Regions from separate parts of the Mus musculus genome. Here regions 2, 3, 4, 5, 6 and 7 are each linked to region 1. A link is a loop called in an ENCODE intact Hi-C map of the cell type or tissue named here. Cell type or tissue: left cerebral cortex. All regions are shown on one strand.

Region 1 (4,000 bases):
CTTGACCTCAGTTGGTTTTTAGAGGTGTGGTGTGGCATTCCCTTAAATAGACCAGCTCTTCATTAAGTAGCATATAGAACAGGATACACTTGTGTCTTTATCAAGCTGTTAGCTCCTTTGAGGACTGTTTTAGAAGCTCTGCTCTTCCTCATTGCCCACTAGAGTATGCCCTGTTTATGAACAATAGGAAGATGAGCTCTTGCAAGCTGCAGGAACATGGACCCTAGTGCCTAAACCATCTGTAGGCCAGTGGCTGATCATCGAGAATAGCAGTGAGCAGAGGCCTGGCTGGTAAAAGGCATGAGTGAGGGAGGCAGACTCAAGGAAAGCTGAGGTATTCAGTGAACCGGAACCTCCAGAAAAGGAGATCTTGGGTTTTCAAGGGAGAATGGCTCTTGATCCAGAGTAGGACAAAACTGCTTGCAGCTTTGTGGGATTTCTCTGAGGAAAGAATAGGGCCACTAAAAGTAGAAGAGGCTCATTTAGAAGTATAAATATGGAGTCTGAGAAGGCGACGCAGGGCCTTCTCAGTTGTCTACAGGGACAGGAAGGTGTGCTGCTCCAAGAACACAAGTTGTCTGGGGTTAGTGACTCCATATCCCTCAGAAGGAATATTAGAATATTAGAAGTCTAGCGCCAAGAACCATCGCTGCAATACAACTGCAAGTTACAGCTGGTTTGCTTTCTGTGGAGATTGCTTTGACCATAGCAGACTGTAGCTGGAATGTCTTCCAGGCTGCTAATACATTTTGAGTTTTGCACATGCAAATTTACCTATAGGAAGGGAAGGCCTGGAAAATGGAAGGACAGTTCTAGTGAATTCTGTCTTAGGAGAGAGCATGGAAGCCAGAAGCTTCTCCTGTAAATATTCTTCACATTTTCTCAGTTCTGTGTATTGGAGGTTCAGTGAGATCTTGGCAGGAGCTCTGCAGTAGGGGGAATCAGAGCCCTCCCATCTCAGAGATGATCACATCCAAGACCTGTTCTGGTCAGCTGAGCCTGGTACAGCAGAGAGATACACAGAGTAGAAATTATCAGAGGCCAGAGGGAGCTGGGAAAATACTGAACAAATGTGGACTCACTGTGATGACCAAGAACACCCCCCCCCCCCGCCCTGTCACTTTTCTTTCTTACACCTGGCCTCATCTTATTGCTACAAATAACCAACATTTTTTGTTGTTCTTGTTTTTTGTTTATAAACAGAAGCAACTAAGTCAAATTACAGTTGAGAGAAAAAGACCCTAGGTGATTATCAGTTCTACCCCAAAGTCCCTCTCCTCAGGAAAAAGCTATGACTGAAATATGAATTATCTAGCCTTCTCCACACTCTGTTTTGACACTTAGCACCTGTCTGATGGATGCTTCTGGTGCACAGTGAGCACACATCCCAGTGCTCCCCAAGTCTAAAATAATATTCCTGTCAAAAACTAGTGAGATGAACAGCACCTGTCTCTTCTGCTAATCCTTCAGTCCTGCAGACTGTCCTCCCTCCTGTCCCCTCCTCTCCTTTTTTATTTCTTCTCTCTCTGTCCATTTAGGGCTGTGTCTAAACCTTGTACTCATCTGTGATTCTCTTACACTGGGCACCTAGCTAGCATGTATCAGTTATCAAGCTAATGGTAGAACTAGGTGAGACTGGAGAGTGGGGACTTAGCACAGATGGAACTAAAACTCCCCCAAAAGGAAAAGACTCCTAACTAGAATTCACCCCACAACCATCCAAAAGGCCATGTGATCCGTTATGCAAATCAAGAGACATGAGTCACCCAGCTTTCTTCCATAACAATGTTAAAATAGCACCATGTCTGCCAAAATAAAAAATAAAATCAACAGAGGGGAAAAAAAACTCATTTGGAGTTGTCATTTGCTTGCGCCATCTTGTGGCTGGATCTGTCACTCCGTTCGCTAAGTCACCTCCCCAAGAACATGATGGGCTGGACAGCTAGCTGTATGCACCAAGTCATCTTCTCATGTAACCATCACATTGACCTCTGCTTACAGTGTATCTGCTAACGTCCTTGTTAGGTTCTTGACCCAGGAAAAGTCATATGAGAAGCTGTATTGAGGGGACAGGGGCATCTATGTGACCATGATGTCTTCAAAGCTGGCTAACTTCTCTGTTCCTTTCTATTCCTGTTGCTTGCCTTCTATACGTTGGTGTGAAGCAAGTCAATGCTTTGTTTAGATTTGTTATTGAAAATGTGACATTACGGAGGACTTTTTCCAGTATCATTTGATGGAACCAGGAACATTTTACACACTTAATGTAGTGAAGTAGAAACTGGGTGAGTTAGACACAGGCACCACCTCAGGCACTGATTTGCTATTTTCTTCTGAGCATCAGGATATCATAGCATTAGGGCGTGGCTGAGCTCCTTCTCACTTTGACAGTCTAGGTTTTTGTACTGAACTGCTATGAGCTGATGATCCTGCTCAACTCCTTGTGTTTATATATGCAGAACTATGGCTATTGAAAATCGACAGCGCAATCTAGCTCTTCTATAAATAATCGGATTCTTTCAGTATATTGATAGCTTGTAAATGAGGGAGGGTTGAGTTGGGTGTGTGTTTGTGTGTGTGTGTGTGTGTGTGTGTGTGTGCACAAGTACGCACGAGCTAGCGAACAAACCCAAGGCTTCACTCCTACTTCATATGTCCTTTACTGCTGAGCTACAAGCTACACATACACCAATGATTTCTTGTAGCTGGCACTGGGTCAGACCTGGAGACAGAATGGGTATGTTATTATTCTTGTTTCTATGTCCTGGTTAACAAATGAAATGTGATAAATGACAGCAAAACTAAGGTTAAATTCTGTGAACGTGTTACACATATAGAAAACTAAGAAATAAATGAACATTATTATAACCTACTTGACAGACTCTAATGTCATGAGAGGGTTATTTGAAGTGGACATGATGATATTCGGGACCAAGACTTACCTTCTGTGGGTTCTGATAGGACGGCAGGGCCACTGCGAAGGGAGGGAAGTTGGATCAGGGTTTGGTCTGCAATAAATTAGCCAAATGTAATTCATATAAGGTTCAAGAACAGGACAAACCCCAGAACTTCTGCCTAATCCCAGAACATTCTATGGCTTTCCCACACAGCAGGGACACTCTAGGCAGTAGGGCCTGCCAGATTCTCATGCAAATACTATTCATTACACTCATAAAACATTTATTTCTAACAGCTTTTATGCAAATTAGAAAACCTCTGGTGTAAATTTACCCAGAGAAATCTGAAGTGCTAAGTAGCCACCTCTGAAGGTGCTGATTCCCCATCAGAACAGTTCAGGCCCAGCTTCTTCATCTACCCAGCATTGCTTCCTGCTTATCAGTTCACTTCCCTCTAGGTGTGAATTAGTTAAATTATAGGAACAGTCTTTATAGTGTATTTTTCCCATTTATCTATCTATCTATCTATCTATCTATCTATCTATCTATCTATCTATCTATCTATCTATCTATCTATTTGCTTTACATCCAGTTTGCAGCCCTGCTCTCTCCTCCCAGAACCACTCTCACCCAGCCCCTCCCTCTTTCCTCATCCCCCCAACCCTGCTCCTGCTCCACACTTAAATCTCTGAAAAGGAGCGGATTGCCCCTGGGTCCCAACCCACTCGGACACCTTAAGTCACTGCAAAACTGAGTACATCCTCTGCCACTCAGGCCAGACAGGACAGCCCAGTTAAGAGAACAGGATCCACAGGCAGGCAACAGAGTTAGTGTAAGCCTCCTCCTATACACACACAAACACACACACACACACACACACACACCCCTGCAGGAAGACCAAATTGCACTTCTGCTACATACATTCTAGGTAGAGGAGTGGCTAAATCCAGGGCTCTTTGGTTGGTAGTTCAGTCTCTGGGAGCCTCCAAGGGTCTAGGTTAGTTGATTCTGTTGGTCTTCTTCTGGAGTTCCTATTCTCTCCTGGTTCCTCAATCCTTCCCCTAACTCTTACAAAAGACTGTCTACTGTTTGACTATAAGTCT
Region 2 (4,000 bases), 60 kb before region 1:
CTGGCCTATCAAAGTCTCAGACATGCCCACTCTAAGGTAGGGCATTGTATAGGGCATACATGCTAAGCATAGGGAGTCCTATGGGATTGTCTTACAAGCCTGCCTATGGCAGGGACCATACAATTTCATTACTATGTCTTCCAGGCATGTCACAGGGGACAAAGTCCATTGTTTTAAGTTCCAAGAAGGTTCCTGGATATGAAGCACAGGAATGAACCCAGATGATGGGTCAGGAACAAAGACCCAAACTCATTGTACCAAGTTTTTTTGTTTTTTGTTTTTGTTTTTGTTTTGTCAAATACTCAAGGAATTGTTAGCTTCTTAAAAGCATCTTTGTAAAGTGATATGACAGGGCTTTCTAGGGAGAATTTTGGAAAACAATATTTCATACACCCTGGATTGGAGATGATCTCTGAGTTTAATACATGACAATTACAACAAAACACAGATATACCCATACTTTAATAATACTTATGTATATTTTATTAATAATACTTTTACAAACATTTATAAATATGTTTGTAGCCTATATGCGATGTCTTATAGCCTTTGGTATAAGCAGATTGGTAGGTATATGAGTAAATGAGTCCATTATTGCTGCTTAAGCCACCCATCCAGTGATTTTTGGCAGTCTACTATTTGTCCTGTGTGTGTTGACCTCTCCTTCCATCCTGCAGTGGATGTTGAAGGTAGAACTGATCAGTTTCATAGAACTTCTCACAGTGTACACTCACAGCTGAGCTTTGGTTGTACAGATTTCTGGATTGGGCTCTCTGGAGTGTTTATGCTCTTTCTAGGTAGTAAAAGCAGTGGAACTGTGAACTGCTGGCTTAGTCGCTAGAGTGGGAGTCAGACAGCACACCAACGCTTTCCTTGTGGTGTTCTTATTTTATTGGAGGACAATATGATACAGAACTGAGGTCACAGTGTTCTAGAGAAAGGAATAGCCCCAGATAGGACCAGAGAAGAGAAACAGGCAGGAAAATCCAGAAACTAGCAATAACCTGCCATCTTTATATTGGAATGGAACTGAAGCCTATCTGAAATTCAGTCCAGTTCTTAGGTGCAACAAATATTGTACACATTGGTTTGTTCTGAATCCAGTTTAAGCTGAGTAAATCCAGTTTAATCTGGCCCTAAACTTCTGCCTTCCAGAGAGAGGAAAAAACACAATGGGCTTGGTTTGAAAAGCTGGGAGCAAATATTCCCAACTTCAAGAGCACAGAGGATAGGCTCAACTCCCAAATGAAATATCTTGAAAGGTTTCATGGATGGCCATGGACTGTCACTAATCATGGTGAATCGTTTTTCTGTTTTTTTTTTTTTTCTAAATCATTAGATTATAGATGTTTTTGCCCCAGGATGTAAAATCAGTACAGTACTATATCAATTATTTTAGGAGGGGGTCATACAACAGCATATTGTATACCATAAATACACTGTCATGGCTAATCTTTACTGCCAACTTAATTGCGTTTAGGATCGTCTAGAAGACACACCTTTGGGATGTCAGTAAGGGTGTCTCCAGAATTCAATTGAGAGAGAGGATCTGCTTTGCATGTGGGTGGCACCATATCACGGGTTGGAAAAAGGCAAAAAAAAAAAAAAAATAACAAGCAAGGAATATTGACCACCAACTAGCACCCCTTTCTCTGCTTTCTGATTGCAAGATTTGATATGGCAAGCCACTCCTTGTTCCTCCTTTCATGTTTTCCCTTTATTTCTGCAAACCCTGAGCCAAATTATAACCTTCCTAGATTGCTTAATTTGCTTTTACATCATCTATTGTCAGAACCATGAGAAAACTAGCAAATATGTGCATATAATAATTATTATTATGAGAGATGGTCTCATTGTGTGTGTAATTCATGCTAGCCTCAAACTGGATGTGTAGTCTTGATTTTCCTGTTTTAGCCTTCTACATGTTCAGCCTGGTCGTTAAAGTCTTTTTATAACAGGAAAGGGGAAAAAATTATGTCTAACCTTTCTTTACACTGCATAAGTGACTATCTCAGAAAATTTTCTTTTTATCACAATGACCCCCATCCCTTAATCAGGCCAACATCTGTTCTGATTAATATGTATCCATCCAGGCAGTATCTGGAGCTAAATGTTTTGGAATAGCACCCTTCCCTTGACTAGAAGTTCTAACTCTTACTAGACTCATGTACAATTGGAAAATGGCCTTCTTATTCCCAATTCACAAGTGATGACTATTTGTACAGAGATTTGAAGGCCTTCCATACATGGTCTCCCTACTGGGACTTGTGTGTTCTCTGTAGCTGAGTGTGAGCTTATGTTGCCTTTTCTGTCCCAATGGCTTGTGAGAAATGTCTCTTGAGTAACTCTGTTGGACCATATGGCTTCTCACTTCCCCACCTGCTATGTCACCCTTCCGGAGTTCTGCTCTCTGTGTTGGGATATCCTATCCTTCTAAACGATGAGGGACTTCAGCACTCAATATGTAAATCTACAGTGTTCCCTGAATGAGCAAACACTGACAGAATGAAGAGTGAATTGAGTCTCCCGTTAGTGTCTCATGCATTGACAGAGTCAGACACATTTAATTTTGCTAGACTCCACCATAAGCTACAAACTCCTGGAGTCCCCATACCCATTTCCCTTTGCAATTCATGTGGTTGCCTACCAGCACAGCCCCTAACACTGAGTAGATGCTATGTTTGAGTTATGGGATAAAGTAGAGGGCTCATCAGCCATCCATGCTTCAAGTTCACTGATTGGATGGTAGGTAAATGAGTCTTAGCCACTGTCACATTTCAACACTCTTAAGGGTTCTTCTGGAAGCAAGCTGTGTCTTTCAGGTCACTGGGCAGCAGGGAACTTAATGTGGAGTGAGAGGACTTGATCTCAAAGCTGTTCTTTGTAGAGCTGCAGATTCTGTGGAGCTGAAAAAGTTCCCTGGGGATGAAGACAGGTGGCCTGTAGGGTCCTGTTCTATTCTCACAACTTTTCCAATGTGTTCTAGCAGAAGCTAACCCCTCTCATCTGACCACATTCTGAAGTCTTGCCTAAAGTCAAGTCTGAGACACATTCATTTCTGACAAATGACAAACTACTGGAGGATGCATCCTGCGTAATGTTCTTATTTCTTTCAGAATTATATATTGTTTTCCCCAAATCCTATGAGGCAGGAAACACGTTGCCCTCCTACAGACATGTATTCAAGCTCTCTTTAGTAGCTTATGTGCTCATGGTGGATCACTTAGGTGTCTCTCTTCTCCTCAGCTGGAGAGTCAGGACAGGTACTGATTGTGAAGATCAAGATCAGAGAGTGGAAACCCTTACCTTATTTCTGACTGAAGAGGAAATGTTTTCAGTTTTTCCTTATTTAGGTGTAAAATCACCAATGGGTTTGTTGTATATGACCTTTATTATGTTGAGGTATGCTCCTTTTATTCCTACTTTCTTTATATTTTTTATTAATGAGTGATGATGAATTTCAGCAGAGGCCTTTTTCACACTGATTGTATATAATTACTGTCTTTATACATGTACTGTATTACATTTATTGATTTATGCATGTGGACTCAAACTTGTGTTTCTGTAATGAGACCAACATAATCGTAGTATATGATCTCCTTAATGTTTTCTTGAATTCAATCTTTAAGTATGTTAAGGAGAATTTTTCTATACTTATAAAAGAGGTTTCTCTCCCTCACCCACCCTGTGTGTGTGTGTGTGTGTGTGTGTGTGTGTGTGTGTGTGTGTGTGTGTGTGTATGGAGGTGTATGTTATTTTTGTTGAGTTCCTCATTAGATTTTTATATCAGAGTAATGCTGGATTTGTATAATGAATTTGATAGTATAACTTGCTTTTCAATTTTATAATAAAGTTCATCGAGTACTGGATTCAGTTCTATTTTATAAATTTTCAGTAGAATTTATCCTTGAATTTCTATGGTCCCCTTTCATTGTCAGAAGACTATTACTGCTTTAGTCTTACTGCTTGTTATGTATTTGGTTAAATTATTTATAAACTC
Region 3 (4,000 bases), 79 kb after region 1:
AAAGAAAACCAAACAGAGAAATTGTTTAGGAAGAGTAACTCAGCCCAGGGCTTCCTCTACTCATTTTCAAAGGATGCTCTGCAGGAAGGTGTACCACCCTCCATAGCATCTTGCAAGGCACAGTCCTTACAGTGAGTGGATGTTTAATAGTTCTTTCTGTTCTAGACCTTATATTTGGTGTATGTTCCCAGCTTCCATATCATTCAATAAAGTAGAGTTTTAAAGGGCAATGTGTATGCTTTGACTCAACCTATTTGGTACCAGGAAATAGAGTAGAATATCTATGAGAGCTGATAAACTTTACAACAGCCTCCTTCAGTGAAGTTTCCTTCTGCCTAAACTTAGGTAGGTAGTAGGTAGAGATGAATATGAGCATCTGAGGGTGACAGCTTCATCTCAACAGTCCGATGATAGGATGCTAGGATGATAGGATGCTAGGATGATAGGATGCTAGGATGATAGGATGATAGGATGATAGGATGCCCTGTGGGAAGGGGCTGAAGCCTTGCAAGTAAGACCAGTATCTCTGCCTGAGTACTGCCCATCTTTTCAGAGATGCAGAAGATGTCTGTTGGTGTGTCATAAGCCTTCTCTGAGGGTGTTTTACAATCTATTCGTGTTCAGATACAACTAGGCCACTGGCCAGCTCCCCCACAGGTTGTACTCTATGTTTTAAGCTAAGTATCACTCTAATTAGCTTGTCTCAGAAACTTAAGACTTTCTGAAATAGTTTAAATGCACCATAACCACAGACTATAAAGAAATTAACTATAAACTATTTAAGTTGCCCTAAACACAAATCCCACTTATAGAAGGTATTTTATGGGGGTAAGGTTTTCTTTTCCTTTTCATGCAAGAATTGCTGACATCCCAAACAGGTTGAAGACAGGGACTCAAAATGATGCTGTCAAGAAACGTGTGTCTCTTTGTCTCTTGACTCCACATGTCTCCATGGATGCTCTGTCAGACTCTCCCTTCCTAGAGGCAGGAAGGTAGCTTGCCAACTCAGGCCTGGCTATGACTACCTTCTGAGGTTGAGGAGAGAAATCTAGTTTCAAGGAAATAAGGTCCGTGAACTGCTTCTAATGGTACTGTCTTGGCTGTCTTTCCCTAGCTAATCACTATGCCATGGAGCAGTGGTCATCCACTGATTGGCTGGGTCAGAGGTGTGGCTGAAAGAGGCAGGGTCCGGGTGAGCTACATGGTGAGTCTCTGGGTGTGAAGAGACTGGTAGAAGGCAGTGAGTGCTTCTGTTAGAAGATAGGGATAGATAAGCCAGACGTGGTGGCTCACACCCATTATTGCAACACTCAAGAGCCTGAGGCGGGGGTATTTCTACAAGTCTCATGACACCACCGTATTTGGACTTCACAGTAAAAACCTGTCCAAAAAGGAAGAGAAAGCGGGGAAGGGATAGAGGGAAGGAAACAGGGAGGGAGGAAGGAGGATCTGAACTGTTTCTACTACCACAGTCAGCTAAAGAGGGTCTTGAGCTCCCCCTACAGGTCAATCTAAGGAATCACCATCTTCATGAGAGAAGTGATAGCAAAAGGCAAGCTATATTAACAGAATGCGATATTTATTTGTATATTTATTTATGTACTTAATTGGAAGGATTCCAGACATCCGTGTTCCATATGGAGACTCGTTGACTGGAAAAAGTCTCATTTTCTATGAACCACCAACGCATTATCTAGAATTAGAAAATAGCTAATGACTGTTATAATCTTTTAAACTCCTATTCCTAATACAGTTTTATAACTCATAGTATGTCAGAGCAATAGTGGAGGACTCTAACATTACATGTAGATTGTAGTTTTGGCATGTACGTGTCATGGAGTCCTAATGTTCTATTGATGTGGAGCCCAGAAACTTGGTTAAAATGTCAGATCTGACTTTGTCTGTGTGGGCATTAATGAAAGTGTTTAATGTTTCTCTTTACACCCCAATATACCTGGGACTATAGTAACACATACTTCTAGCATTAGGTTAGTAGTAAATGAGCCAGTATTGTAGACTTCCTCTGCTATCCATAAAAGGATAGTGTCAAGGCTCCTAGAAAGTAGCCAGAAATATGTGAAATCTAGAATTCTGTATGGAGTGTGTTTCTCTGGGTTCCTCTTAGTGCCAGAGTTAATCTATCCTTCTGTGGTCTGTTCCATTATATTTTCTTATATCGCCACCTTTTTGCTTTGAAGCCATGGTGTATTGAAAGAGGAGCTTTTGAACACAAGCACGGATGTACCAGCACACTGGATTTGATAACCAAGGTGGCAGGGTGGTAAAAGGATGGGTACCTTAGATGCAATGGATGTGCTAGTTTAGGGAAGGTTCACATCCCTGGCAGAGCAAAGAGGAATGACACAAGACTTCCTGGGACTTAGTATGATGTTCACTTTAGACTTATGGGCTCAACTGTCCAGAGTAACTTTCAGAAGTTTCCATTTAATATTTTCAGACTGAGGAACAACCCTTTCTGGAGAATTCTCCAGAGCACTAAGAGATTTCTGGAGGAAGCGATGCTTAGCCTGCAAGCCAAGGTGTCAGTAGCCACAGTTAAAAACAACAAACAAAAACAAACAAACAAACAAACAAAAAACAGAGGGAAAGCCAATGCTAATGGAAGGAGTGGGGCAGGCAGAAAGAGGGCAGCCCAAGCAAACAACAATGATAAAAACAAAAACAAAAACAAAACAAAACAAAACAACCCCACACTTCCCCTTTTACCAAATAATGACTTAAAGGGATGTTTCTGTTCCAGAATGGCTCATAAAAGAAACCCTGAAGCTGTGCTGTGGAGACAGCACGTGTCTCTGCAAACCTATTTCCGTTTTGCTACAGTCGCTTTGTAAATCTGCAGTGGTTGGCATTTTCTCTCCACATGACTCTTCTCTCAAGGGCCTGGGCAGAAGCCGTTTATTGGAAATCTCTCATCTTGTTATTTTGAGGCACTTATTTATTTATTTCCTGGGTTGATTTAAGTCCCCTTTGCCTAGCCCACAGGGTTCTGGCCATTTGCACAAGAATTAGAGAGCAAGGTAGCTAGTTTATTTGCTGGAAGCAGTTTCTTTGCATTAGCCTCAGGGCCCTGGCCATACTGGATGTAGCAATGTGCCCAAGTTTCCTACTAGGGATTTGAGAAGGAAAAATTAACAATTCCTAAGAATTCCATTTATGTATGTGAATTCCAGAAGGATCCCTTGATTATATTTTGTTTGTTTGTTTGTTCATTTGATCATAACCCTTTAAGCTTATTATGTATGGGAGGAATTTTCCTAGGTTGAAAGACTATGGGATACTTGCAGGCTTATATTTTTCAAAACTTACTTTAATAATGGTTCTTAAATGTGTCAACCAACCAAAGGTAGAGGAGGAAAATGACTGATAGGACAGGGAGGGCATGGGCCTGTAGAAGTAGTCATCAGTCTCCTTCCTTGGGGTGGTTCCAGTCTTCATTGTCAGCAGTCCAGTCCACTAGCAAAACACCAAACATGAATCAACAGCAGTGCCTTGATCCAGAAGAAACTGAGGCTCCACAGGTCGGCAAGTTTCCCCAAAGCAGCAGGAGGAAACTGGCAAGAAGTAACCAGAACACCACCAGAAGTTCTTTGGTATGCTAGATCGGAGAAGAAAGCAAGGTGAACCAACACCAGCGAGTCATCCATTGTCTGTTGGGTTACACTTATACTCTTCCCAAACAGCACATGTCCTCTCAAGCATTCACTCCAGCAAAACATCGCATGCCCTTCCACCAGACAGCTTACAGAAATATGCCATGTGTCTGTTCTCAGAAAAAACACCCCTCATGTGTCTGCTAGAGCAAAACATCCTCCCACATGCCTGCTTGAGCAAAAACATCCTCTCGTAAGACAGTTTCCAGAAAAACATCACATGACACACTGGCTCTCCAACGAAACTAGAAATGTCCACTTCAGAGAGTTGATTTGGGTCCTGTTTGAAGAGAATTCTCAATTTCATTGGTTTATACAAGGATGTATCA
Region 4 (4,000 bases), 280 kb before region 1:
AAGGATTTCTTTCTTGCTTTTTCTAGGGCGTAGTTTCTGTCCTTGTATTGTTTTATTTTTTTCCATTATTATCCTTTGATGGGCTGGATTTGTGGAAAAAATATTGTGTGAATTTGTTTTTGTCATGGAATACTTTGGTTTCTCCATCTATGGTAATTGAAAGTTTGGCTGGGTATAGTAGCCTGGGCTGGCATTTGTGTTCTCTTAGTGTCTGTATAACATCTGTCCAGGATCTTCTGGCTTTCATAGTCTCTGGTGAAAAGTCTGGTTTAATTCTAATAGGCCTGCCTTTATATGTTACTTGACCCTTTTGTCTTACTGCCTTTAATATTCTATCTTTTTTTTTGGGGGTGGGGTGGGTTTATTCAGCTTGCACTTCCACATTGATGTTCACCAAAGAAAGTCAGGACAGGAACTCACACAGGTTAGGAACTTTGAGGCAGGAGTGGATGCAGAAGTCAAGAAGTCATGGAGGAATGTTATTGGCTTGTTTTCCTTCTTGCTCAGCTTGTGTTCTTATACATCCCAAGACTGATGGCACCACCACACTGGGCCTTACCCACTTGATCACTAATTAAGAAAAGCCTTGTAGCTGTATCTCATAGAGGCATTTCTTCAAGAAAGGCTCCTTTTTCTGTGATAACTTTAGTTTGTTTCTAATATTCTATCTTTATTTAGTGCATTTGTTGTTCTGATTATTATGTGTGGGCAGGAAATTCTTTTCTGCTCCAGTCTATTTGGAGTTCTATAGGCTTCTTGTATGTTCATGGGCATCTCTTTCTTTAGATTTGGGAAGTTTTCTTCAATAATTTTGTTGAAGATGTTTGCTGGTCCTTTGAGTTGAAAATCTTCATTCTCATCGACTCCTTTTATCCATAGGTTTGGTCTTCACATTGTTTCCTGGATTTCCTGGATGTTTTGACTTAGGATCTTTTTGCATTTTGCATTTTCTTTGATTGTTGTGCCCATGTTCTCTATGGAACCTTCTGCACCTGAGATTCTCTCCTCCATCTCTTGTATTCTGTTGCTGATGCTCGCATCCGTGGTTCCAGATTTCTTTCCTAGGGTTTCTATCTCCAGCATTGCTTCACTTTGGGTTTTCTTTATTGTGTCTACTTCCCTTTTTAGGTCTTATATGGTTTTGTTCAATTCCATCACCTGTTTGTTTGTGTTTTCTTGTTTTTCTTTAAGGACTTCTACCAGTTTGGTTGTGTTTTCCTGTTTTTCTTTAAGGACTTGTACCTCTTTAGCAGTGTTCTCCTGTATTTCTTTAAGCGAGTTATTAAAGTCCTTCTTGATTTCCTCTACCATCATCATGAGATATGCTTTTAAATCCAAGTCTAGCTTTTCGGGTGTTTTGGGGTATCTAGTACTGGCTGATGTGGGAGTGCTGGGTTCTGATGATGGTGAGTGGTCTTGGTTTCTGTTAGTAAAATTCTTATGTTTGCCTTTAGCCATCTGGTAATCTCTGGAGTTAGTTGTTATAGTTGTCTCTGGTTAGAGCTTGTTCCTCCTGTGATTCTGTTAGCCTCTATCAGCAGACCTGGGAGACTAGCTCTCTCCTGAGTTTCAGTGGTCAGAGTACTCTCTGCAGGCAAGCTCTCCTCTTGCAGGGAAGGTGCACAGATATCTGGTGTTCGGACCTCCTCCTGGCAGAAGATGAAGGCCCAAAACAGGGCCTGTCCCAGAAGCTGTGTAGCTTCTGTTGTCGGCACTCTCACCTACACAGTCTAGTCTCTGAGAGATCCCAGACCAGAGATGGCTCCCCCAGGTGTTCCAGCAAAGCCCTTCCGGGCGGGGTGGACACCTCTCCTCTGGCAGGGAAGGTGCCCAGATGTCTGGAGCCTGAAACGGGGTCTGCCTCAGAAGCTGTGTGGCTTCTGCCTGTCCCAGAAGCTGTTAGCTTCTGTAGTCCACACTCTCACCTGTGCAGACTAGTCTCTGAGGGATCCAGAACCCTATTGTTTATTTTTATACAGGGTTTGTCACAGGGACCTGGTTCTCACCAGTTAGCTGACCGGCCATAGAGCTCCCTGTCTTCAGCTCCACTGTGCTGGAGTGATACCTGTGTACCACCACACCTGGCTGTTTACATGGATACAAAGGGTAGAACACAGTCCTCATGCTTGTGCAGGAAGGACTTGATTGACCGAGCTATCTTCCCACCCTCTATTTACATTTTAATTTGGAAAAAGTATATAACTATCATGTAAACACTGTCTATAACAATGAACACTTTGCTAATATAGCCAAGGGTGGCACAGGAGCTGACTTGAGTTGGGGCTCTTTGTGAAAAGCCCTTTCCATGAAGAGGCTCAGAGAATACTATTGTTTCAGGAGCTGTGATTTGATTTAAGCCCCAACAGCTTAATATAGTGAGCAGTTATAAAATTAATAGAAATATTTTGAGAGCTTTTCATTAATTATTTTGACAGAAGACCTACTTATTTCCAGTAAGGGTGCTTTGTAAACTATAAGGCTTGTATGAAATAAACATTGATTTAGACTAGTATTTCTGATTTCCCATTAATTACTTTGATTCTTTGTTGCTATGGCATTATTATTTCTAATTTTAAAATATATCAATCAAAATTATCATGGGGCTGATCCTTCTTTCTTTATTTCTTCCCCTTCTGTTTTCCTTCTTTGAAAGTTGACATAATGTGACCCTATAGTCCCAGAAATTCTCCTGCCTCAGCCACCCGAATGCTAATGTTACAGGCATGAATCACCTTGCTCAGCTGAAGTGAATAATTGTATTATCTGCTGCTTTTTGTTTAAGTGGTTGGATGGCAAAGAAATAGAGCGTTCTGAAAGGATCCAGGCATTGCAGAACTACACATCAGTTGAGCAGCAAATCAGAGAGCAGGAGAAAGCTTACTGCCTTAGACGAGCCAAAGAGAAAGAGGAAGCTCAGAGGAAACTCGAGGAAGAAAATGAAAGTGAAGACAAGAAGAAGAGCAGCACAGGCTTTGATGGGCATTGGTACACAGACATCCACACTGCTTGGTGCGTCCATCAGTGGTTTGCATTCTTGTTAACTCCCATTAAAACACCTGCAGTATTTTCTCTCCAAGGTGTTCACAGCATCAGTTATATTCCAGAACATGACATCACAGTAAGCTTGGCTGGGAACGATATGAATATCGCATAATGATGATTCTAAAAGGACTTTTTTTCCCTTAGAAAAACTGCATTTCCAGCAGTTTTTTTTTTTTTTTTTTTTTTTTTTACCAGCAACTGGCATTTGCATCTGAAATTATCCCTAGAGAAGTCTCTTTAAACATGTACGGAAAGATGAATTAACAGGTGTACCTTGATTTCAAAGGCAGGAATAGTTTAGAAAAGTTAAATGCAAATCACACAATAATAAAATGAATAATTCTGATTGCATCCTGAAACATTCTATTTTGTGAGTTACATGGTGAATACATTTTTAAATGTGATTAATAACCTTCTAATTGATCTTTTATGAATCTGAATTTTTCATGGTATTTATTTTAAGTGAATCACAACTATAGTCACTTGATTTGATTCTATATAAAGTTTCAAATATTTACATAATATATTTCTTATTGAGAAAACAATAATTATAAAATATTTCAGATGGATAGAAGTGCTTTATAAACAACTAAGCAAGAAGCTATTGTTCCACCACCCAGAGAGAAGAAGCGACAGTCATTTGTATGCTTGCAGTAAATCTTTTAGAAATAATGAACTGTTAGGAAAATGCTAGAAGCCTACAGAATATCCTTGTTCCCCTCCTTACCCTCAGTGGTGTCTGCTGCCCTGAATCCTGCATATAGTCGACATATATCTTACTGTGGCCAGGAATGGTGGCACCAGCATTTAGGAAGCAGAGGCAGCAAGTCTCTGTGAATCCAGGCCAGCCAGGGCTATCTAGGGGCATCTGCCTATAAATATCTTAATGTAATAAAACTTACTGTTGTATTTTTTGTCTAGCTTGTGAAATATTTCATGGCATTATATCTGTGGATCT
Region 5 (4,000 bases), 110 kb before region 1:
GGGCTCCCCGTGGACCCCGGCTTCCTGCGCCCCTCCGGGTCCCACAGAGGACCCGCTCGGGATGTGACCCCTTGACTCCCCACCCGACCTCCTCTGGCCCCCGGGAGGCCCGCCTTTGCCTGCTTTTGGGGGGGTGGGCGGGGAGGGGCGCGCGGATCATGGCATTGGAGTTCCCGGGCTTGCAGCCGCCGCCGCCGCCTCGTCCACGTACCCCAAGTGCTCCTACTTCCCGGAGCAGCAGCGGAGAAGGCGAAGCGCCCGGTGGGGGCGAGGCAGATGGGTCTCAAGGCTCGCAGGGCGGCGGGGGCGGCTGGCGGGGGCGGCGGCGAAGGGGGCGGCGGCGGCGGCGGGGCCGCTAACCCTGCTGGAGGGGACTCGGCGGTGGCCGGCGACGAGGAGCGGAAAGTGGGGCTGGCGCCAGGAGACGTGGAGCAAGTCACCTTGGCGCTAGGGGCCGGAGCCGACAAAGACGGGACCCTGCTGCTGGAGGGCGGTGGCCGCGAAGAGGGGCAGAGGAGGACCCCGCAGGGCATCGGGCTCCTGGCAAAGACCCCCCTGAGCCGCCCAGTCAAGAGGAACAACGCCAAGTACAGGCGCATCCAAACTTTGATCTATGACGCCCTGGAGAGACCGCGGGGCTGGGCGCTGCTCTACCACGCGCTTGTGTGAGTACCTGGCCACTCGGGGCGCCCCTTGGCGGCCGTGCACCTTAGGGTTCGGGCCAGGGCTGGCATAGTGTTGTGTCTTTGGCCACTCAGAAGTGCTCTCTGGCTTGGGTTGGGGATGGAGGGACACCAGTTTGGCCTTAGCCAATGGTTCTCTGCGGTGTGACGGAGTGTTTCTGGTGCCTGGGACAGCAGGCTTTCAAGCTGAGTTGGAGATTTGAACTGGCGAGTGCGCAAAAGTGCGCATTTATTGTATGTTCTGGGATATTGTCATGGAAGCTTAAAAGAAATAGATGATATTTCTAATGAAGCAGTTGAGTGGGACAAAAACGGTCCTTTCAGAAGCACCGGTTCTTCTTGGGGTGGATAGCTTGCAATCACCACTCAATTTAGATGATATATCCCAGAGTTGAGGATAGTAGCGGTGCACACTGCCCATAGGCATAGTGCCTGTGTACGTGCGTGTTCCATGTGTGTGCTTCCCTTCCTTGGAATGGATGCTGAAGTAAAAGAATAATGGGTTTGGCTTTAATTGGGGGCTTAGACAGACCAAAATGCAGGTCTTTGTGTTCTTTTAGTAAAATGAATAGGAGAATAGAAAAGGGGCGGGATTTCCAAGCTTAGTCCAAAGGGTTTAGCTGAGCCATAGGTAAGGTGAAGCTATTTGATGCTGGAACATCCGTATGATTTATGTGCAACATCCCATAGTTTAGGTTCTACCATCTCTGTAGGTACAACTGTTGCCCATCTGTGGTTTGGCTGACCAGGGCATTGGACACCCAAGAGTCCGGTGGGAAGTTTGTCCCCTGGGACTCCTCTAGAAATAATCTCCATGCTAGCCCAGAAAGTAAATGCTAGGGCGGAAGAAAAATGGAACTCAGATGTACCGACTCCTGGGATGCAAAATACACACCCGTATTTAAGAAGGAAGAGAGGGTACTTACTATCAGAGGGATTCCTCACCCAGGACTGGAATCCTGAGTGCCACAACACCTTGGATGTGTGTGACAAGGCACTTCTTGATACCAGCTGCTTCCTGGCTTTGGCTTAGGAAGCTGTATGGCTGTCATGGTTTGGGTAGGAAGTAGACTATTACCTTGACCCTTCCAATTTAAGGCAATTGGTTTCCCTCCGGTTGACCCTTAACTGACAAAGAGGGAAGAAGTCAGGGAATGTCTTCTGTTTTTTAAGTACTTGCCTGCCTTTTGAGGTTGGAAGAGCTTTTCCTGGTTTGGCCACCAGGTGGGGCGTCCACACAGGACCGCAGTTTTGTGCAACAGGTTTCTTCCAGGTTACAAAAGCCTTTCGAGAATGCATCCCTGAAAACTCAGGAAGCAGCAAGAATAAGGATGACGTACCTTGCCAGGGACTTGGATTTTGGTTGGTCAAGCCTTTGATTCCTCTGTATTTTCAGAAAGCATCTGACCCAAAGCTTAACATGTGTTGTTCTTTCATAGTGAAATGAGGTTTAGCTGGCATTCATTCTTTGGTCTCTAGAACCATGTTCAAATTGAAATGAAATAAATGCTAGGGTATATGTAGTTTTAAAAGGTTGAACAAATTATCTGAGAGCAGGTCCTATGTCCCTTTGCATAAAGTTGTGTTCAGTGTGTGTTCAATGCCTTTGGAGCCTGGTGTTTAATTGAAGCTTGAGATTCCCTCTTTCTTCTCCTCCCACCTTTTCTAGCTGGAATCTGAAGCCTTGCCTTGCCCAGTCTGCAGAGAGAATAGATAAAGACTATTATAGAATCAGCTACAATGTTATTTTACTGTATGCTTGTTCATATCTCAGAAACCAGCTTGTAAGTGCCAAACCTATAGCCAGAATTTCCCAGAGAAGACCTCAAAACTTAAGACCATTAGAATTGTCAGATAAATACACATTGTGCTTGTTTCTCACGTGACCACAATGAGGTAATGCCTGTAACTTATGCTTCATGGATGAAAATTTGACCGCTGCAGGAGATAAAGACAGTTGTCCAGCATCGCAGGGATAATGATTTTAAACATATCTGGCTTTCTGGCTGTACTCAGATTCCATTTCTGATCCTTGGGGCATTTTGCTGAGCATTGCTGGGTGCCCATTGCCCATTGATAATGCAAGGCTCTTGATAATCATTTTTTCTAGCTCAAGTAGGAAATCAAACCAGGATCCGATCAGAACCTAGGAGCCACTGTTAGGAAAATGGGAAGTGGGCTGGGGCTAGGTTTTGTGGCTTCTGATTAAAGATATGCTTTATAGGAAAGCTCTTCTTGGGCTGGGTTTGGGTTCCTAATACTCAGATAAGCTTACCAAGTGGCTTCATTTTACATCCTTCCTCAAGCTCAGGAGGAGCCCAGACAAGGGAACACAGCTTCATTGACAATTCTGGATTTTGCAGAATTTTTAAAATTCAGACTGTGAAGTGCCCATTATCCTGTGCTGGGCTGTGGCTAATGGCAGGAGGGGACCAAGAAATTCGGTTGACCATGAGCTCATAGTTCAGTACTCTCTCTTTCTTTTGTAAATTAACCAGGCCTGTCAAGTGAGGTTTCTTTCTCCCCTTTCTGTCCTAAATATAAACGTGAAAATCAATCATTTCTCCCATCTTGCTTCCTATGCCTCAAAGGCCCATCCCCTGCTCCTAGCTATTCACCTTCACTAGGTACCTTTTCTCAGCCTTCAATCTGGTTAGGCTCAAGTTGCCCCCTATGCCTTCTCCAGGCATAGAATTATGTGTGCTGCTTTGAGCTGATGAGCTTGCTTCTCTGCCCCATGAACCCAAAAGCTTCTTGAGAGTGAAAGTGGGATGTATTTCTCTCTCTCTCTCTCTCTCTCTCTCTCTCTCTCTCTCTCTCTCTCTCTCTCTCTCTCTCTCTCTTTTCTGTTTTCTTTTTATTCTCAAGCCCTGGGAGACCATAGAACCCATGATAGGTACTTAGTAAGCATTTGCTGTGTGGATACATAGCAGAATTCTCTCAGGATTCTAGTTAATCAAGACTTTGCTATAACAGCTTTACTGTTACAACAGCGACAGCAGTAAGCAGCTGGAGTCAGCACCACGGGGTTTTAAGAGGAGAATCATCCTTGGAAGTGTTGGGCTTTGGGGGGGGGGTGGTGGATGGACGAGGTGGAGCTCTTGATTGGCTTCAAGAAAAGATCACTGCAGCCCTGTCTTTGGCTAAGGCAAACTTTGATATTACAGGAAACATGGTGGGTTCTGAGTTTGTATATATGGTTCTGCAGGCACTAAGTAGGAACGACCCGGAAGCTGAGGATGGTGGGCCTGCCGCATTGAAGAATGGTCTTCATGCTTAAATTGGCAATCATGACACAATAAGTGTACATGAGGTAC
Region 6 (4,000 bases), 270 kb before region 1:
TAAATGTGGCAAAAGTAAATACCAAAACCCATGTAGTCTAGCTTTGACTACAGTGTTCACATTCCTCAGAACAAGGTTCTGCCTCTTCCCTGAGTTCAAGGCATCTAGATTCAATTAGCTAGGTGGCATTAGTTTGTTGACCTACATGATTGAAGAACAACAACTGCTTTCCAGCTCCCTACATTCTCCTCTCCATCCCCCCACCCAGACATCCTTACCTCCCACTGTCTCCATCTCAGTAACAATTATCTACCCATTGGCACTAAAACCCAAATCCCTTGGTTCCTGATTTTCCTCTCCCTGGCCTTTATTACTGATCTCCATATGCTTTTATATCAACATTACCAGAGTCCAACTATTCATCAACTCCTCCACTTCTATCTTAGGGTGAGTCAATGTTTCCTTTTACCTAGAAAGTTCAATGCCTTGATAAGAGTCTCTGTGATTCATCTTTTGGCATGCTTTGCTATTCTCAGATGAAAAAAGAGTCAGTTCAGAAAGGACACAAATGTTGCTTTTTTTTTTTTTTTTTTTAAAGAAAAACTTCTGGAAAGTGCCTACAACACATTCCTTGGTGCAAGGGATGATGAGAAATGCTGTTTTTATTTGGTATAACCACGGACTTCATGGGATTCTATTACTAGAGATAAAGGGGAAATAGTAGGGACCTAACTGGTGATCTTTGACCCAGAACAAACTTCTAAAGCTAGTTTTAAGTAACATAGAAGGAGAGTTCAAATTGGCAGACTATAGAATTGTGGGATAAACAATCAATGCAGAGAGGATAATACATAGAAGGCTCCCAAGAGATAAGGTGTGCATGGCTTGTTTGAGACCCTATAGAACCCTATATGGTTAGATTGTTTGGAACAACAAGAGTCCCTGCTGTAGTAGACTTATGGTGAATAGCCAAATGTAAAGGTTAATTTGTATTTCCCAAAGAATTTAGTATCTATTGTTTAATGTTAGATTATACAGATTACAGTTTGATAAGTTAGTTGTTCAAAATGAAACTGACAAAGTAATTCTATGGAATATACTGGCATCAAGTCAGTTACACTTAGGGCTCAGCCAGGGGATATAGCTGGAGGGTCAGGGGTTTTGGCTCTTACCTATGTGGGTTTCTTTGTCTTTTCTCCAAGCATGTCCTTTTCTGAGAACCTCTGCTTCTTTATAAAATAGACGTCATACCATCTAGAGACTGCCATATCCAGGGATCCATCACATAATCAGCTTCCAAACACTGACACCATTGCATACACTAGCAAGATTTTGCTGAAAGGACCCAGATTTAGCTGTCTCTTGTGAGACTATGCTGGGGCCTAGCAAACACAGAAGTGGATGCTCACAGTCAGCTATTGGATGGAACACAGGGCCCCAAATGGAGGAGCTAGAGAAAGTAACCAAGGAGCTAAAGGGATCTGCAACCCTATACGTGGAACAACAATATGAACTAACCAGTACCCCCCGGAGCTCATGTCTCTAACTGCATATGTATCAGAAGATGGCCTAGTTGGCCATCAGTGGAAAGAGAGGCCCGTTGGTCGTGCAAACTTTATATGCCCCAGTACAGGGGAATGCCAGGGCCAAGAAGTGGGAGTGGGAGGGTGGGGGAGTGTGTGGGGGACTTTTGGGATAGCATTGAAAATGTAACTGAAATAAATACCTAATAAAAAAATTTAAAAATAAAAATAAATAGACGTCATAAACTACTAGCTCTATCTCAGTCTTTCCCACTTCGGGAAGGGTGGCAATAAGAAAGGAGATGGGGAAAACATGTGGCAAGTAAAAAAAGGAAGGAAGGATGCTGGGAGGTGAGGAGTAGGACTTTGGAAGCACAGCACACAGAGGCAGCATGTGTGTCCCCAGAAAGAACTCCATGCTGGGTTCTAGCAGAGGCAACTGAAATGCGAGAGAGCACTTCAGCCACCAGGTGTCTCCATCTCTGCACCAAAGCCTTACATGTCAATAACGTCAGTAAGAGTAAATTTATCCATAGGCTTTCTGGGCTTCTTTTTTAAAAAATTTAATCAGCATAGATGTCTTACTGTCTGATAAGTGAAAGTAAGTTCTCATTGAGGATTTTTATATACTCATTGTCTTTTACTTTGATTATATGGTAATTATATGATATTATGTGATATCTTCATATAACCAATGTACTAAAGCGACCCTTCTCGCCCCACCCCCCATGCCCCATCCCCAAATTCATCCTTTTTAGACTTGATTTCTCTTTGAAAGATGATGAGAAACACAATCAGATCATCCTGGACCTGGCTGTCTATAGGTAAAGCATTTTTATTATATATTCATCTTAGGGCCTTCCCATCAGATCTCTTTCTAAATAGCAACTCATTGTGTTCTGTAACAGAGAGATGGAACTTGGTTCCCTGCTTCGAAGAATTCGAATGCTCACTGTAATTTTTAAAACAGATTTTTAATTTTTTTATGTATGAATGCTTGCTTGCATGGCTGTATATATACCATGTACATGCCTGGGGCTCACAGAGGGGCAAAAGAGGGCACTGGAGTCTCTAGAGCTGGAGTTACAGGCAGTCAGGAGCCATTGTGCTTGAAACCTGAACTCAGCTCCTCTTGCAAGAGCAACAAGCATTCTTAGCCACTGAGCCATGTCTGCATCCCCCACTGTAATGTTAAACACACAAAGATGAAAGGGGAGGAGGGAATCAATTACCCCAGACAGAGTCCCATGGCTATGAAAACTCAAACCCTACAGACCGGGTTAAAATGATTCTCAGAGCTGTATTGCTTTCTGATATGCATACCCCAGGCTCCCTTTGCTCCAAGGCTGTTACTCTGATGGCCCTCTTTGTTTTACAAAACACAATGAGCCTTGGTTTAAGTCTCAGTGTAGGGGACTGCCAGGGCCAGGAAGTAGGAGTGGATGGGTTGGTAAGCAGGGGGAGGGGAGAGGGCTAGGGAGTTTTGGAGGGGAAACCAGGAAAGGGGACAACATTTGAAATGTAAATAAAGAAAATATCTAATAAAAAAAATGAGCCTTGGGTGGTGAGCCTTCTCTGCCTTATTCCATCTTAGAGCCCATGATCACAAGATGTCCTCTGCTCCAAGATCCCCACATTATGACTGGTGGTTTTCAGCTGTACTTTATTCCAGCAGACAGGCATGACCACAGTAGCAAAGTGACATGTTTGCCCCTCCTAGTGATGCCAGAGCATTATTACTCTCTCTAAAGGTGCTGGGTTTTGAGCCTCAACACCCTGCCTGTATTATCACCTACCCTTCCTATAACACGAATCTGAAGGTGTCCAGGTCACTCCATCTCATTGCTTGATAGTGTTAGATTTGACCCACTGGCCCGATGACTGGCTCTGATCATTGTGTGCCTCATTCCATTTGTATCCACTTCCCTATGCCTATGCCATTGTCATGGTTAATATCTCTGTCCTTCAGCCTCTGATGAGATGCCATCTTATGAGAGTGGACCTGCCTACTCTCTGAGAAAGACAGAGCCTGCCTTTCCCCAGAACTTCCACCACTCCTTGTCCTTCACTTGCTTTCTGATAAAGTCGACATTTCCTTGTGTCTTAAAATTCTGATGTCAACATTCATTGGGCCGTACTTCTCCAGGACCTCAAATAGTAGCCTATGAGGAGGACCACAGATGCAGTGAATGAATGAGTGAAGGAATAGCAATAATGAAGTCCATGGACATATTTAGGCATGCTCCAGTAAAAGCCAGTGTGTTGTTAATGACTTCTTACATGCTCTTGGTTACATTCCATTTTACAGTAGCCATGGAAGGTGAGCGAGACAGTTTTTTTTTCTATAATGATCTAAGAGAAGGCATGCTTTCAGAGTGACTTCTCTCAATGTAAACAGTAACTGATGAAGCCAGAACAGAATTGTCCAGGTCTTCTTCCAGCTTTGCTTTTATAACTGTGGCAAAAATACACATAACATAAAATGTACTGTGCCACGACATTTGGGAGTATACAATTCAGTAGCACTTGGTAAATTC
Region 7 (4,000 bases), 72 kb after region 1:
CTTATTGGGTTTCAGGGTTTATCCGAATTTTATTTTCATCACCAAATAAAATTCCATCCCCTTTTTAATAACACATTTGTCTATTCATCAGTTGTTTGCAGGTTAACTTGGAACCACTGCAGGGCCGCTGGTGGCTAATGATGCTAATCTGTCCATGTCTAAATGTGTGCATCTTGCTTTGCTTCATTCCTCTTAAGACATAAAGCGTTCTATTTTATGTCATAGTTGCAGTATGGCATTTGTCTAATTTCTAAGTGAGGCGTTGATGAGGGCATCTGGTGTCTGTGGGCTGGAAGCAAAGGATTGACCAATAGGGCAGCAAGGTCAGAGCCGCTCTCAAGTAGCTCTGTTTCTGTTCTTTCCTGCTCTCTAACTTGCATCTGCTCCTACTAGCTTGGTCCCCAGTGTGCTTGTCACCCACGCATACGCCCACCCATCTCCTGCAGCAGAGGGGAGACTGCACATTGTCTCTCCCAAGCATCAAAACATCTCCTGGCATTTAGGAAGCCTTCGGCAGACCAGGGATGAGGAAGTGAGCCCATCAGGGAACTTAAACACCCCAGCAGGGCCTAGGCTGTGCATGCAAAGTGAGAAACCACGGCTGAGTCTCTCTTATAGGTGGTTCGTTTAGCAGAGGAGAGGCCTGCTTGGCACAGCAGATAGTTTTGGTTGGGGCAAAGAAACAAGTATCTGTGGAGGTGGCCGTGCTGGGAAGCATAGCAACAAGGACGTGGGAATTTCATTTTCAGAGGAGATAGAGAAAAAGCAAGTCTTCTGAACTGACCAGTGGTTTGGTTTTGTGGTTTTGGTTTGGTTTGGTTTGGTTTTGTATTTGTTTTTGTTTTCAATTCAACTCAGATCCAGAGTTGCTTGCATGCCTCCTTAATAGAATCTTTTGTATGTTAGAGATGCAGGGAATTATAACTGGATATGGGGCTTGCTGATCATGGTGATCCACCTGTGTAAGTGTACCAAAACCCAATGTATTTCACACTTCAAAGCGTGGATGGAAGGTTGGATGGACCTGAGTGTCAGACTGGCTGACGGGTTGGTTGCAGATAGAAAGTTAGATGGATCAAAGAACAAAGGAATGTACAACTTACAGAGGTTCCAAATATATTTCCTTTTAGCTGTTCTATAAATGGTGGGAGTGGTCTGCATGGGAAACTGTCCACATAAGAATCAAGAAAATACCATGGCTTAAGATTCTCCCCCCATTATTAGAAACAATTCCCAGATGTTTATCTCAGCAACTTATTTCAAAGCATGGCATGCCCCCACATCCCATTTAATATTTGTTTCATTTACCTCCTAATACTTATTGCACTTACCATGTAAGTATTATTTTTAAAAGTGAATATCCCCTCAGTAACATTCCTACCAATAAGAGGCATTTTCTATTTAGTTCAAATCTGAATTTCTAGATCATAGAATAATGTTTGTCACAAAGGTTATGTTCAACAAATAGTGGTTATGTATATGAATAGTCTCATTCCTTATGGGAAAAGATGAAAAATCCTTTCTAGACCCCAGTTCAAAAAAGACAATATATGGAATACATTATCATGAAATTTATGTAACCTTCTCATTATATTTGACACTGATTTGTATTTAGGAAATATACCAGTCAGGCTGAAACTTAGTTATCAATTTTTGCAACTTAGAGTTTGAAAAAGATGGTATTAAAATCTGTAGGTAATTTCAAGTGTTGTCATCTTGAAATATTATGGCTTTTAGTCTATAAGCATAAAATGTTATGACATTTATTTAATTTAAAATAATTTTAATACCATTTTGTAGTTTTGAATAGTGAACTTTGTATATTTTTTATTAAACACATCCCTAATTTTATTTCACCTTTGACCCCTTGATTATTTAGGATTTTATTGTTCAGATCCTATATATATTTATGGGTTTCCCTAACTTCTGCCTATTATTGATTATTAATTTTATAATGTTGTTACTGAAGAACATATTGTGTATGATTGCAGCCTTTTCAATTTTCTGAAACTCATCTTCTAGCCCAGCATATGGGCATCCTGGGAAACAATCCATGTATACTTGAGAGAACATGTCTTCTGCTGTTGCTGTGTGCAGTGTTCTGGGAATGTCTGTCAGGTCTAGCTGGTTGGTACTGTTACATAAGTCTTCCCAGCCACTTAGTCCATCCATTATTTCATAGAGAATATTCAAAGTACCAATATTTCGCGTGAAATTGTGTGGTTCTCATGGATAGCACATTTGCTCTGTGCCTTGAGGAGCTTTGATGTGGCTTGCATCTATGCTTATCACTGTCCTGCTATTCTGATGAAGTGACTGTCATATTCTCTATGTGGTCTTTTATTTAGGTCTAAAATGTACTTCTAGTAAAGAGTCTATAGTTCAAACATGCATTTTTTTTCCAATTTGGTCTATCCCTGCTCTTAGGTTGGTATATACAAGCCACTTCTAGTTAATGTAGTAACAGATACTGTAGGATTTGCATCTACTGTGTTGCTACATATTTACATATTGCTACTATTTACATACATAATATCTTTTTCATTACTCTATTCTTCTATTACCCTTTTAATTTTTAAAACATATAGTGTATAGGCATTATGTCTGCGTGTGTGTCTATGCACTGTGTGCATGCCTGGTGCCTAGAGAGGCCAGAAAAGGGGTAGATGCCCTAGGACTGGAGCTACAGATGGTTGTCAGCAGTCACCTGGTGCTGGGAACTGAACTGAAGTTGTTTGGGGGGAAAAGCCAGTGTTCTTAACTGCTGAGCCTTCCCTTCAGCCCCTCTTGAATTACTTTTTTTGGGGGGGTATTTATTTCATTTACATTTCCAATGCTATCCCAAAAGTCTCCCACATGCTCCCCCACCCTCCCACTCCCACTTCTTGGCCCTGGCGTTCCCCTGTACTGAGGCATATAAAGTTTGCACAACCATTGGGCCTCTCTTTCCACTGATGGCCGACTAGGCCTTCTTCTGATTCATATGCAGCTAGAGACATGAGCTCCAGGGCGGTACTGGTTAGTTCATATTGTTGTTCCACCTATAGGGTTGCAGATCCCTTTAGCTCCTTGGCTACTTTCTCTAGCTCCTCCATTGGGGGCCCTGTGATCCATCCAATAGCTGACTGTGAGCATCCACTTCTGTGTTTGCTAGGCCCCGGCATAGTCTCACAAGAGACAGCTATATCTGGGTCCTTTCAGCAAAATCTTGCTAGTGTATGCAATGGTGTCAGCGTTTGGAGGCTGAATTACTTTTAATGTTATGTATTTTGCTAGTACTTGAACAAGTTCAAGGCCAGCCACAGGGTCTAAACCGTAAGACCCTGTGGGAATAGAAGAGGTGGCATTCCCCAAGGAAGAGCACACTAGTGCATACAGTGGTGACATAGGAAAGTATTAGGCTCTTTTTGTTTTTCTTCATTTTTTTTTAATTTCCATTACTTAGCCTGCAAACCTTCGTCTCCTCATCTCTGAGGTGCCTCCCTTTCTTCTGCCAGTACTAATGTGATATTGAGTTCTCTCAAGGTTTTCATTTAACTTATGGTCCTTATAAATTAACTTAATTTGCATATATGTTGTCTTTATCATTATACACTATATGGCAAGCTGTCACTTTCTTAACTTCTTTATAAATCTGCATTTGTGGTTTCTTGTGGTATACTTAGAAACATATTTAAAATAGCAGAGTTGAACTTTTGCCTCGTCACTCTCCATCTATTCGTGCTTCCATGGTGATGGTTTCTGTTAATTATGTGTGTGTGTTCCCCTGCATGTAAGTAGTCATTTCCTGTTTCTTTGCTGGTTCATATTTCTTGGGAAGTGGACATTTTAAACACTAAAATGTGGCGACTCTATAAATCAGATTCCCTTATGACTGGTATTGGTGCTGTTCATGGAGTAAATTTGCCAGCTTGGTGTCTACATTCTGTATTCTGTGTAGCTGCTTAAGGCTGGGTTCACTTAGTAGTCTGTTTCGGGACTTCCTTAAATTCCTAGGGCT

The links. A loop is a pair of places that touch in the nucleus more often than their neighbours do. Peaks named below come from ENCODE experiments on the same cell type or tissue, not always from the same donor. Only the 100,000 strongest peaks of a DNase experiment are listed, where the experiment ranks them.
Region 2: a loop joins it to region 1, with 4 times the contacts of the local background. A loop is called at or near these places in 4 of 42 quality-filtered maps.
Region 3: a loop joins it to region 1, with 2.9 times the contacts of the local background. A loop is called at or near these places in 3 of 42 quality-filtered maps.
Region 4: it touches region 1 in a loop (2.4-fold over the local background); 12 of 42 quality-filtered maps call a loop at or near these places.
Region 5: it touches region 1 in a loop (9-fold over the local background); 17 of 42 quality-filtered maps call a loop at or near these places.
Region 6: it touches region 1 in a loop (4-fold over the local background); 11 of 42 quality-filtered maps call a loop at or near these places.
Region 7: a loop joins it to region 1, with 2.3 times the contacts of the local background. A loop is called at or near these places in 3 of 42 quality-filtered maps.

Annotation. Positions count from the first base shown.
Region 1 is chr15:66,170,399-66,174,398 of GRCm38, reverse strand. The region is part of intron 1 of Kcnq3 (potassium voltage-gated channel, subfamily Q, member 3); the gene reads left to right. Among named protein-coding and RNA genes, the nearest start is that of Gm27242, 110 kb to the left of the region's middle. In left cerebral cortex, a CTCF peak has its summit at 1,885 (motif pointing left); DNase peaks (open chromatin) are centred at 459, 1,799 and 3,092; H3K27ac peaks cover 1,416 bases.
Region 2 is chr15:66,230,179-66,234,178 of GRCm38, reverse strand. All of the region lies in intron 1 of Kcnq3 (potassium voltage-gated channel, subfamily Q, member 3), which reads left to right. Among named protein-coding and RNA genes, the nearest start is that of Gm27242, 47 kb to the left of the region's middle. In left cerebral cortex, no CTCF peak of the experiment used is centred here; DNase peaks (open chromatin) are centred at 831 and 2,366.
Region 3 is chr15:66,091,120-66,095,119 of GRCm38, reverse strand. The region is part of intron 1 of Kcnq3 (potassium voltage-gated channel, subfamily Q, member 3); the gene reads left to right. Among named protein-coding and RNA genes, the nearest start is that of Hhla1, 120 kb to the right of the region's middle. In left cerebral cortex, a CTCF peak has its summit at 1,518 (motif pointing left); DNase peaks (open chromatin) are centred at 1,446 and 2,900; H3K27ac peaks cover 179 bases.
Region 4 is chr15:66,453,078-66,457,077 of GRCm38, reverse strand. It overlaps Lrrc6 (leucine rich repeat containing 6 (testis)), which reads left to right. Exons shown (of 12, transcript NM_019457.2): 5 at 2,783-3,009. Among named protein-coding and RNA genes, the nearest start is that of Gm31006, 46 kb to the left of the region's middle. In left cerebral cortex, no CTCF peak of the experiment used is centred here; no DNase peak of the experiment used is centred here.
Region 5 is chr15:66,282,501-66,286,500 of GRCm38, reverse strand. It overlaps Kcnq3 (potassium voltage-gated channel, subfamily Q, member 3), which reads left to right. Exons shown (of 15, transcript NM_152923.3): 1 at 1-665. The coding sequence starts at 277. All of the region lies in intron 1 of Gm27242 (a long non-coding RNA gene), which reads right to left. Among named protein-coding and RNA genes, the nearest start is that of Kcnq3, 2.1 kb to the left of the region's middle. In left cerebral cortex, CTCF peaks have their summits at 679 and 1,902; DNase peaks (open chromatin) are centred at 1,070, 1,907, 2,396, 2,572 and 3 more places; H3K4me3 peaks cover 3,444 bases; H3K27ac peaks cover 3,322 bases.
Region 6 is chr15:66,440,445-66,444,444 of GRCm38, reverse strand. Lrrc6 (leucine rich repeat containing 6 (testis)) reads left to right here. Exons shown (of 12, transcript NM_019457.2): 8 at 2,222-2,287. Among named protein-coding and RNA genes, the nearest start is that of Gm31006, 58 kb to the left of the region's middle. In left cerebral cortex, a CTCF peak has its summit at 1,925 (motif pointing right); a DNase peak (open chromatin) is centred at 1,919.
Region 7 is chr15:66,098,225-66,102,224 of GRCm38, reverse strand. The region is part of intron 1 of Kcnq3 (potassium voltage-gated channel, subfamily Q, member 3); the gene reads left to right. Among named protein-coding and RNA genes, the nearest start is that of Hhla1, 120 kb to the right of the region's middle. In left cerebral cortex, no CTCF peak of the experiment used is centred here; DNase peaks (open chromatin) are centred at 447 and 2,167; H3K27ac peaks cover 1,361 bases.